Linked DNA regions of Homo sapiens: region 2 is linked to region 1. Evidence: chromatin contacts called from ENCODE Hi-C or POLR2A ChIA-PET data. All regions are on one chromosome and are shown on one strand. Each heading gives the region's core, a stretch centred on a gene start or an enhancer-like site at or near the end of the contact. The rest is flanking DNA. Distances are from core to core; before and after follow the strand shown. Region 1 holds the start of FLVCR2 (FLVCR choline and putative heme transporter 2). Region 2 overlaps GPATCH2L (G-patch domain containing 2 like).

What was found. A loop is a pair of places that touch in the nucleus more often than their neighbours do. ChIA-PET counts read pairs that join two places held with the same protein, here RNA polymerase II (POLR2A).
Region 2: a map of PC-9 shows a loop between it and region 1 (4-fold over the local background). The contact joins the enhancer-like site here to the promoter of FLVCR2 in region 1. A Hi-C loop is called at or near these places in 1 of 168 maps with a recorded cell type or tissue (PC-9). POLR2A ChIA-PET finds 5 or more read pairs at or near these places in 1 of 52 experiments (PC-9).

What each region holds. Positions count from the first base shown.
Region 1 is chr14:75,575,216-75,580,608 of GRCh38, forward strand. FLVCR2 (FLVCR choline and putative heme transporter 2) reads left to right here and starts at 3,405. Exons shown (of 10, transcript NM_017791.3): 1 at 3,405-4,426. The coding sequence starts at 3,758. FLVCR2-AS1 (FLVCR2 antisense RNA 1) reads right to left here and starts at 4,373. Exons shown (of 3, transcript NR_110552.1): 1 at 2,562-4,373; 2 at 1,190-1,330. RefSeq lists an enhancer at 2,511-2,570 and a silencer at 3,281-3,350.
Region 2 is chr14:76,200,554-76,205,904 of GRCh38, forward strand. GPATCH2L (G-patch domain containing 2 like) reads left to right here. Exons shown (of 10, transcript NM_017926.4): 10 at 1,138-5,351. The coding sequence ends at 1,298. Among named protein-coding and RNA genes, the nearest start is that of GPATCH2L, 51 kb to the left of the region's middle. RefSeq lists an enhancer at 2,741-3,170. Within about 2 kb of position 2,963, at least 6 of the 41 ENCODE cell types and tissues checked have a DNase peak (open chromatin) inside an H3K27ac peak, as active enhancers do; they include PC-9, where a contact is called at or near this core.

The DNA of each region.
Region 1 (5,393 bases), core at 2,155-4,654:
TTAAGAAAGAATAATGCCGGCTCCCAACCTGATTCATTCTGTTAGAAATTTGGCCTTCCCCTGCACTCAACAAACTCCTTACCTCTTAAATCTATAGCTCTGTTTGGCTAGTAGTAAGCTATAAATAAGAGGGTGATGTTTTGGCTTTGAATCCAGGAGTTGCTGATAGCCTCCAGTGGGCTGACTTAACTATCATTCTGCAAGAGGCCACACAAGCTTGAGTTCAATGCCAGAGGTTCGTTCCCTCAAGCTTCCTAAGGTGTCAGTTGGAATAGAGCCAGGAACCAGGAACCAGAGCCCCCTTTCAGGAAGCAATCCCTAAAATGTATTTCTCCTTACCCTTCAAAGTGTACCTATAGGTACTGATAGATAGAACATCATAAAGATAGATATGCTACATAGTAAGAACATCATAAAGATAGATATGCTACATAGTAAGCTGCTCAATACATGTTTTTTCAATGGGATGAATACAGAATATTTCTCTCTATGTAGTATCTACCCAATATTTATAGAGATGACCCCAACACCCTACCCCCCACATTAGGAATCAGCCAAGAGTCATCCCTACCCTGGTGGCTCCCAGAATATGATCATTATTATTGAAAACAGTTTATGCATATTAGCTTGTTTAATTCTCACAGCAATTCTATGAGGCAGGTTTTTGTTTGTTTTGTTTTTTTGTTTTTGAGACAGAGTCTCGCTCTGTCTCTCAGGCTGGAATGCAGTAGTGCCATCTCAGCTCACTGCAGCCTCTGCCTCCCAGGTTCAAGTGATTCTCCTGCCTCAGCCTCCCAAGTAGCTGAGATTACAGGCATGTGCCACCACACCTGGCTAATTTTTGTATTTTTAGTAGAGACGGGGTTTCACCATGTTGGCCAGGGTGGTCTTGAACTCCTGACCTCAAGTGATCCACCCATCTCGGCATCCCGAAGTGCTGAGATTACAAGTGTGAGCCACCGTGCCAGGCTGGAGGCAGGTATTTTTAATCCTTATTTGATAGATTCAGAAACTGAAGAATAGAGAGGTCAAGTGACTTGCTCAAGATACCAAAGCTAAGAATGACAAAACAGAGCTTCAAGTCTAAGCAGACCCAACCCAGATCTCACAACAGATCCAGCTCGTTCCACCACAAAAGCAATTCCAAATCTCACTTGAATCCCAGGTTAGACCCCTTGGAATCTCTCACCAAGCTGAAGGGCTGCCCCAGAAGAGCTCATGGGAAAGGCCACGTGGAAGGAGCACCCATTTTATTGCTGCTTGTTCTGATGCTATTTCACTATAGGACGCTGAGTAACACACCCGCCTCTCCAGGCCTCAGTTTCCTTATCTGTAAAATGAAGTTAAGAATATATTATGAAGAGTTTTGGAAGAGGCCCATGATGACCGAGGGAAAAGAAGCAGTGAGAGGTCTCAGAAGGCCTTCTAAAAGAACAGAGTTCTGTGCTCCCTGGAGAATGATGGGAAACACAGGAGGAATAGTGACAATACGAGATGTTAAATTACTGTAGAAATTCTTAGATCTGAGTCTGAACTCCCTCTCCAAATATTCCATTATAATCCAAGACTCTATAGTTTCTACCAAAAAGTAGGTGCCTTCAAGCAGGGAGTGATCATTTGAATCTAGTTCTCTCCTGGGAATCAGTGGTTCTAACTTGGCTGCACGTTTGGATGACCAGCGGAGCTTGTGACATGCAGATGTTCAGGTCCACCCTCGGAGATCGCTAAATGGGGTGTTGCCCGAACACTTGGGATATTAAGAGTTTCTTCATATGATTCTAATGTGCAGACAAAATGGAGAGCCACTTCCCAGAGCTTCAAGTTATTCATTTTCTGGTCTGAAGTTTAACAAAGAAAAAAAAAATAAAGAAGCAGTGATGCCCAGTAGCTCTCAAAATTTAATGTGTAAACAAATGAATCTCCTGGGCATCTTGTTAAAATGCAGCTTTCAATTCAGTGGGTCTAGGTTGGGCCTGACAACCTTCTTGGTTGTTTTGTGGTTGCCGTTTTGTTTTTTAAGGCCTTAACACTGGAGGGGATTCTGGCCTTCTAAAAAGCTCCCACAGGTGCCCACGCTGCTAACCACAGACTGTGCTTGAATAGCTAGGCTACAGCTTGAATGATTACAGACTTGAACGAGAATTATGGCTCTTCTTGCCAGCTGGGACCTTCAGAAAGAAGTTACTTCACTTCTCTGAGTCTGGGTTTTCTTGTCTATAAAATTTAGGCCAGCAATAGTAACTTTATCACAGAATTCTTGTGATGCATAAATGAGCTAATGCATTCAATTTGTTTAGCACTGTACAACAAATGTTAGCTTTTTGCTAGGATAGCCAGCATTCGCGGAATGCTTACTATGTGGCAGGAATTTTCTAAGTGCATTCGTGTATTAATTCATTCAAGTCTCAGAACAACACGGTGAGGTAGGTACTATTATTTCATCATTTCCATTTTACAGATGAAGAAACTGAAGCGCAGAGAGGTGGAGTTCCTTGGTCTACAGTGGCACCTCATTGTAGCTAAGCTGGTGTTTGAACTCAGGGAGAATTTGGGCTCCTTACCAGGATCCCTCGCCAAGGACAGAGGTCAGTGCAACGAGTCGAGGGTTTGCCCTTTGAAATGGGCTAGGACCGGCAGGTGGCAGACTAGGGCTGCTTGAGTTCAAAGACCGCTTCCAAGACCAAGCCCGGAGCCAGCTCTGTGCTAAGCGTTCCATCACACAACCGCGGACAGCTTCTTCGGCTTCTTCAAACTCTCCTTTCCCTCCCCCGCACCCTAGGGTCTTCGCCCAGAATCCATCAGGAAAAATAGCCCCACATAACAGGTTCAAATCTAACCTCCCCAAGACAAAACCACGTCCGCAGGGAAAGAAGCGAGTAAAGCGAGTTTTCTGTAACTCCCCTTTAACCCAGGAGCGCAACCAGCCCGGGAAATCTACAAATCTCTCTTTAGTTCAGCAAAGGGCTGGGAGCCTAAGCCAAGGGGGAGAAAGTTGGGGAATCCCTCTTGAATTCCCCAGAACACTTAGGTGGCGCCGGGCTTTGGTGCACGCGCGCAGGGCATGCGGACAGGCACCGGAGAGGCTCTATTTTGGGCATTACTTCGGGAAGGCGGATCTTCTTGCAGGGTCCGCTGATAGCGGGTGGCAAATGAATATGAGGGGCAGTGCAAAGGGTGGGGGTTAACCGGGCGGTTTCCATGGCGCCCGGGGCGTGGGGGAGGAATGCATCCCGCAAGCTGTGGCGAAACAACTGCTCTGCCCGGAGGACCGGGCTCGAGAAGGCAAGAGACACTGGGTCGGGGGTGGAGTGGTGGCGGGGGGGTTGGGGGCGGAAGAAGCCAGGCAGGACGGGGGCGGGGCGGTCACGTGTGCCCGACTGGGCGAGGCCCCAAGCTGGCCCGGGAGAGGACTCTGCGGGCGAAGTGGCTGCGCAAGGAGAGAACTTTTCCTGCACAAGGAACGCCTCGTGGGGAGACCCAAGGCAGGAGCGGTCCGGAGCCGGCTGCGGCGTGTGCGGCCGGCCTTGGGACAGCGATCGCCGCGGGTGGCAACAGAGAGCCCCAAGCAAAAGTGGGAGCAGGAGCTTGGAGGTGAGCACAGGAAGCCCCACTTGAGGCTTTTACGCAGCCTCTAGTCTCTGTTTCTTCTGGAATAGGCAAGTGTCCTTTCAACTCTAAGAGACCAGCAGAGGCCACTGTCCCTTAAGACTGCCGGAGTCCTCACCACTTCTCCAGGATTCCAGAGGAGACTGTGGCGATGGTGAATGAAGGTCCCAACCAGGAAGAGAGCGATGACACCCCTGTGCCGGAGTCCGCACTCCAAGCGGACCCCAGCGTCTCGGTCCATCCCAGCGTCTCGGTCCATCCCAGCGTCTCCATCAACCCCAGCGTCTCTGTCCACCCCAGCAGTTCGGCCCACCCCAGTGCCTTAGCCCAACCCAGTGGCTTGGCTCACCCCAGTAGCTCGGGCCCTGAGGACCTCAGCGTGATCAAGGTGAGCAGGCGCCGTTGGGCCGTGGTCCTGGTGTTTAGCTGCTACTCCATGTGCAACTCCTTTCAGTGGATCCAGTACGGCTCCATCAATAACATCTTCATGCACTTCTACGGTGTCAGTGCCTTTGCCATTGACTGGCTGTCCATGTGCTACATGCTGACTTACATCCCTCTGCTCCTGCCAGTGGCTTGGCTGCTGGAGAAGTTCGGCCTGCGCACCATTGCTCTCACTGGCTCGGCTCTCAACTGCCTGGGGGCCTGGGTGAAGCTGGGCAGCCTGAAGCCGCATCTCTTTCCGGTCACCGTGGTGGGCCAGCTCATCTGCTCTGTGGCCCAGGTTTTCATCCTGGGCATGCCCTCCCGCATCGCTTCCGTCTGGTTCGGGGCTAATGAGGTTTCAACAGCCTGCTCCGTGGCTGTCTTTGGCAATCAGGTAGGTAGAACAGTTTGTGAATGTTCCCAGGGGCGTGTGTTAGATTGCACCTAACTATTGGGTGTGGTAGGCTATAATTTGCTGATTGTCCAACAGTGTTTGTGACTCTGGGTGACAGTAACTGGGTGTGACAGGCAGTGATTGTGATGCTGTAAGAGAGGCGGGAAACAAAAGCAGGGGGACCTGCTCTTTCATCCACAGTTGCTCTTGCCCCAGCCAAAAGCATGCTTCTAGAACATACTATACCTTCGCTGTGTCGTTCTCGAACCTGTGTCAGTCCACCAACTTAGACCTGTAATTTCAGGAATGCTCTTCTGTCTGGCAGCAGCCCCTGGGCATCAGACTATTCTGGTGTCATCAGAACTTGGCAGTGCTTTCAGTTGGACCAACCAGCTTTCCTAGAGTGCAGTATCTCCTCTACTGCATAGAATTGCAAAGCCATGCCTGGTGGTGTTTGGCACTGCTTTTACCTTGTTTTACACACAGCTGAAGCCAGGACAGTGGGAGCAGTGCTTTGTGCCAAACTCCTTGCCTGGGATTTAGAGCCAAGTCCAGCAGGATGGAGTAGAAATCTCACTCTGAGTTTCCATGGCCTAGAAAGGGTAGTTCATGTCTTAATCTTTTTCTCTTTCTTTCTTATTGGAAGGAGAAGCTCAAATTCTTTGCATCTCAATGTGGTTATGATCCAGAAAGCTGGGCAGGTTGTGAACCTGAATGCCGTCTCCAAATACTCGAAGCAAATATTTATGGGAATATTTAAAGCAAACGTCCTTTAGCCAGACCACTGCCTCCCAGTCTCGCATCTTTCCAAGCACGTACAGTCCTGGCTGTGTGTTTAACAAAGGATTGGTAATCCTGTCTCACACGTCCATGTGAAGAGACCACCAAACAGGCTTTGTGTGAGCAACAAGGCTGTTTATTTCACCTGGGTGTAAGCAGGCTGAGTCTGAAAAAGGAGTCAGCAAAG
Region 2 (5,351 bases), core at 1,713-4,212, 620 kb after region 1:
AAATGTTTGAAAGCTGTTGCCCTCAAGAAACTCTTGTATATAGAGTAACAGCTTTCAAGATATTTTTACATTAGCCCACAATAAGAAATTCATGTTTGAATATGTGCGTTGGTTGTACATGTAAATCTGAAATAAATCTTGGGTACATGCCGATACTTTCTATTTTTTTCATTGAGTAAAAAAAGTAATGGCCATGACCCACTAAATTGATTTTGTGATCCACAATTTGAAAATTACTGTTTTAGGTTACGTTTCTGGGACTGGAATTATTGGGTGACGGTAAAATCCAAACTTCCCTAGATTTTGCCATATTTTAGTATATATTTGTTCTCAGCAGAGTGGGTAGAGATGATGGTGGTTTGTGCCACTCCACTCAGGGGCATTTGGAAATGTGAAGTAAATGTTTGTTTGTCACAATGACTGGGGAGTGTTCCTGGCATTCAGCAGATAGGATCCAGATCGGTAAGTGTTCTGAAGTATACAAGACAGCCCTGCACAAGCCATGTCTCCTGTCCAGAATGTCTTTAGTGATCTTATTGAAAAATATTGGGCCTGATTGTGCTCTTTTTCTACCATTTTCCTTGTTGTATGGTATATATTTATTGGTAACACTGCCCTATCGGAGGCATGGGTTGTGGCAGGAAGAGCGTGGGGTTTAGAGTCCAGTATGTGTGCTTGAATCTTGATATTTAACCAGCTCTGTTTTATCCCTGAACAATTTATCTGATCTCTGTATACCTTAGCTCCCTGATCTAGAAAGTGGAGATCACTATGAGTCATCTCTATGAGCATCTATGAGTAAGGGTTTGCATTAACAAGATCATGAGTATTCATTGTTTAAGCAATACACACATAAGTACGTAATAAGTGATTTTTACTACATTATGAATGCGTGCTACTGAATTTATTTGTTCAGTTGAACCCATTTTCTCAGATTAGGAAATACTATCTTATTTAAATCTTGTCTTTACTTTTTTGTAGAGAAGAAAGAGATACCTTACGTGGCCACTTGGGTTACTAGGACATGAAGTATAAGGATTAAGAAAATTTTTTTTCTAAGTATCTCTCATTCTAATTTGTCTTATTCTAATTTATCTCCCCTTGATGTTTTGCTCCTCTCTGTTGTAACCTTACTAGTTCACATGGATGCAGTGGAGCCAACCACACCAGCATCACAAGCCCCCAAATCACCCAGCTCTGAGTGGTTGGTGAGGACCTCTGCAGCAGAGAAAGCCACAGACGCAACTACTGCTACATTTTTTAAAATGCCACAAGAAAAGAGCCCTGGATACAGCTAGAGAGCAGGACTTCACCCTCCAGGAGCTGACTGGGTGTTGCTGAAGCAAATGTTGGACTTTGTGTTAGATAGTCTTGCATATCTTAATCGACATTCCCAGTCCTTTCACCACCAGAACCAACTCCTCTTTCAAACACAGCAGTGGATTCTTTCTCTCAGAAGATCATGTTGTGGGAATCTTTTTTTTAAATAGTGAAATATTGAGGCAGCAATTTTTTACAAAAAGGTCATCCTCTGCTCTATTTGTTACCTTGTTATTGCTGTCTCAACATTTACTACAGCTCCATTTACAGAACTGTTGCTTTTTTGCAGTTGTCTTTGTTCTTGAAAAACCAGTAACTGCTTCTGCATACCTTTTGTGTAGAGCTTTTAATATCATTTGAGGAAGTTCCAAATTTGTAGCCAGTTCCAAACAAATTTAAATATTGAGTTGAGACCTGTATGGAATTGTGTTCGCAGGAGATAAGGCTTGCCTTTGAGCCTACTCTTGATTCATGCAGAGTGCCAATAAGATAAATCAACCAAGTTTTGGGGCCTCAAAAGAGACACCAGCAACTGGGCCTTGAGAACTTCCATTTTTTTGCAGATTGTCTGCAGAAACTCAGACAGCTCATCAGCAGCAGCAGCTGTATTGTATTTTACCTCATCTTCAGAGTTTATGTTCTACTGAAAGAGGACGTGTGTATACACACACACACACACACACACACACAGATTGGTATAATGGAGAAGATGGTTTAGGTGTACAGCAAATTTAAAATAGTCAGTGGATTGTGTCTTACTACTTCATGTCCCAGTGTAAGCCTTTATGTCCTAAGCAGGACTTTATTGTTAGTATTATAGGCTAATAACCTGCAGCAGAAATTCATACTCTATTATAATAATGGCTTCTTGGGGCCATGCTTTGGGGAAGTAAAATGTCTTTTTGACATGCCTTTATACTTGGCGTGTTTATGATGGCTCAGCTGCATGTGGAGTTATATATACAGTCGTGCCTGAAGTTGGATGCTACTTTGTCAAAATGAGAAATAAGTGATGGCCTGGAGCTGCTGGAGAGAAGCCACGCTTTCTAGAAAATATTATCAGGAGTGTCTGTCATTCATTCAGGGGCCTAGCTGACAGAAGGGCTCTTTTTTTTATACCAATGAGTGCGTTTACTCTGAAATACATAGAAGCTCTTGGTGAAGTGCTCCCTGCTCTGGTCACATTGTAGAGGGACTCCCACTCATGCATCTGCTTATTTTCTGTCTTAAATAGGTGCTGAATGGGGCAGCACCTCCTTCCCCCAAAGTGCGATTGCCCCTGTTTCCCATACGAAGTGTAATGACGGGTTGCTTTTAAAATTATAGTCCTTATCAATGGAAACTCCAGATTTCTTTATCAAAGGGAGGTGGGTGGGCATGAATCTAGTTGGAAAAGGGGACTTGAAGCTAAGTTTACATGGCACTTTAAGACTGAGAACATATCAATTGTTCATAATCAGGAATATGGTAGAGGGAGAGCAGGTGTAGATGATGGGACGGGAAAGTGCTGAAACCAGCCCAGCAGACCTGTGAGTCGCCTCTGGTTCTCACGCAGCAGTGTGTGTGTGCTCACAGGGATGTTCCACCCCTGGTTCTCATGCAGTAGTGTGGGAGAGTGCTGAAGCCGGCCCAGCATGCCTCTTAGTTGCCTCTGGTTCTCATGCAGCAGTGTGTGTGCTTACAGGAGTGGAGATGATGGGATGGGAGAGTGCTGAAGCTGGCCCAGCATGCCTCTGAGTCACCCCTGGCTCTCATGCAGCAGTGTGTGTGCTTACAGGGACTTCCCAGGCTGCACTTCCCTTCCCTGTGGGCTGCACCCGTAGAAGTATAGAAAATGTAATGTCTGTTGAATATAAAATCGTACCACTGAATTGTTCTAGTGATGAGGTTAGATTTTGTTGTCATGTGCATTGTCACCATAGTGACCCGTGGCATATATTTTTAACATACTTGGTTGGGTTTGAGAGAAATCTGTGGACGTAATTTTTTGTTTGTGTCAAGCTCTATGACTCATGCAGTGATTGGTCCCATGATCATGGCCTATTAGTGAAAACCTCCAAAGGTCAGGTGGCCAAGGTGTTCCCACATTTTTTCTATATAACTTGTTTCCTAATAGTCTGCCTTTCTACCTATGATTAAAAATAATTTTTATATACAACATTATTTACATTTCAAACATCTCTACGAAGTCATGCCATTTTAAGGAGATGAAAACAGCCACAGAGTTGAGTGACTTGCTCCAAATCACATAACTAAGCCAGGACTAGAATCCCAGACTTTCAGATTTTCTCTGCCCTGGGTTATAATCTCTTGTTTTTCAGTGATAGACCTGAGTCAGTCTGAGATGCTTATTTATGAAACAGTATACCATGAATATTTATTATCTTTCTTGGGCATGCTTTTCTACACATTTTGAATACTTTCAACAGGGATTACCCAAGAATGCAACATCTACCTGTAATAAATGGGGAGAAAATTAGTTGCCTGAGAGAACAGAATATTAAGCACACAAATACTTTCCAACACAGGGTTGTAAATTGTGCTCCTCATTTTAAGGTGCTGTACGTGCATGTTTAAGGAATTATTAATCAGTGTATTCTGCTTGCTTTCTGTATTAACCAGTTCCAGAGGATAGCCTTAGAAATGAGTGTATTTTGAATCTTAAAGTTTCTTTATATGCGGCACAGTGTATAATGTCGTAAGTTAAGAAAAATCTGTTATCTTTCAAAGAAGTTACGTAGTTTCAAAAATGAGGTTTTGTAATCAGTGTTGAAAAAACTCTGAACTATGACTTACTTTGAGGATGATCCTTGAGCTCATGTATTTGATCTGCTCAAAAGTAATAACTAAAGCTGAGTTAAACAGTTGTTATTTATTTCAGGGTTCTGATTTTTCCCAGCTGGCTACACAAATGGCCTGTCTGAATCCTAGTTTAGTGTGTTTTCCACGATGGGCAGAAGTCAGAACATTATCTGCTTCTGTGAGGATCATAATAAAAAGTTAGTTTTAATTACGAGTTTAAAGGAATTTTAGATTTTTTTCAGATGCAGTATTTTAAAGGAACAAAACTCCTGTGTTGCCTTTTGTTGTTGTTGTTGTTGTTGTTGTTTCCTAGAGACAGGTTCTTGATCTGTCACTCAGGTTAGAGTGCAGTGATGTGTTCATAGCTCACTGTAACCTTGAACTCATAAGCTCAAGCCATCCTCCTGCCTCAGCCTCCTGAGTTGTGAGGACTATGGAAGTGTGCCACCATGCCTGGCTAATTTTTTAAGTTTTTGGAGAGATGGGGTCTTGCTCTGTTGCCTATGCTGGTCTTGAACTCCTAACCTCAAGCAATCTTCCTGCCTCAGCCTCCCCAGGTGTTGTAATAATAGGTGCGAGCCACCATGCCCAGCCTTGTGTTGCCTCTTGGTAAGAAATAATAAAAAGAAATTAGTAGCTTGTTTACCTGGTACCAGATTTGGAGGGGGCTGAGTATAATTTTTACTGAGTGGTATGTGGTTGGAAAATAGGCCACATTTAGCCTTGAATTGTTTAGAAATCAAATGCGATTCAGAATTGAAGAGGACATTGCTGGGCTATGAAATAGGGTACTAACAAGGCTATTTTTGTAGCAAAATGGCCAAAAGCTGAAATAAATCTTCTTAGTCTGTGATGCTTGTAGCATCCTTTGTTAAGTAAAGCACAACACCCTGGACAAGCGACTAGTTATGACTTCCAAATAGATTGATAATAGCCTTGCATGTTGTAGTTAGAGACACTGTAGCTGTATCTGTATACCTGTAATATAGCCTGGGAAGTTCTGTTGCTGCAGAGTTATCATTAAAGTCACTTGGAATTGAAAAAGATACAGAGTGTTGAGACAAAGGAACTAGGCTGGCACAGTCATTGCTGATGCGATGGGTTCTCCACTTTGGCTCCAGGCGAAGGCTCCTGGTGGTGATGCATGATTGATTTCAGGTCTTTGTTTCATTTTGGCTTCATTACTGTGATTCTGAGCCACACAGGTTTTTCCCCCTGGGGAGAAGACT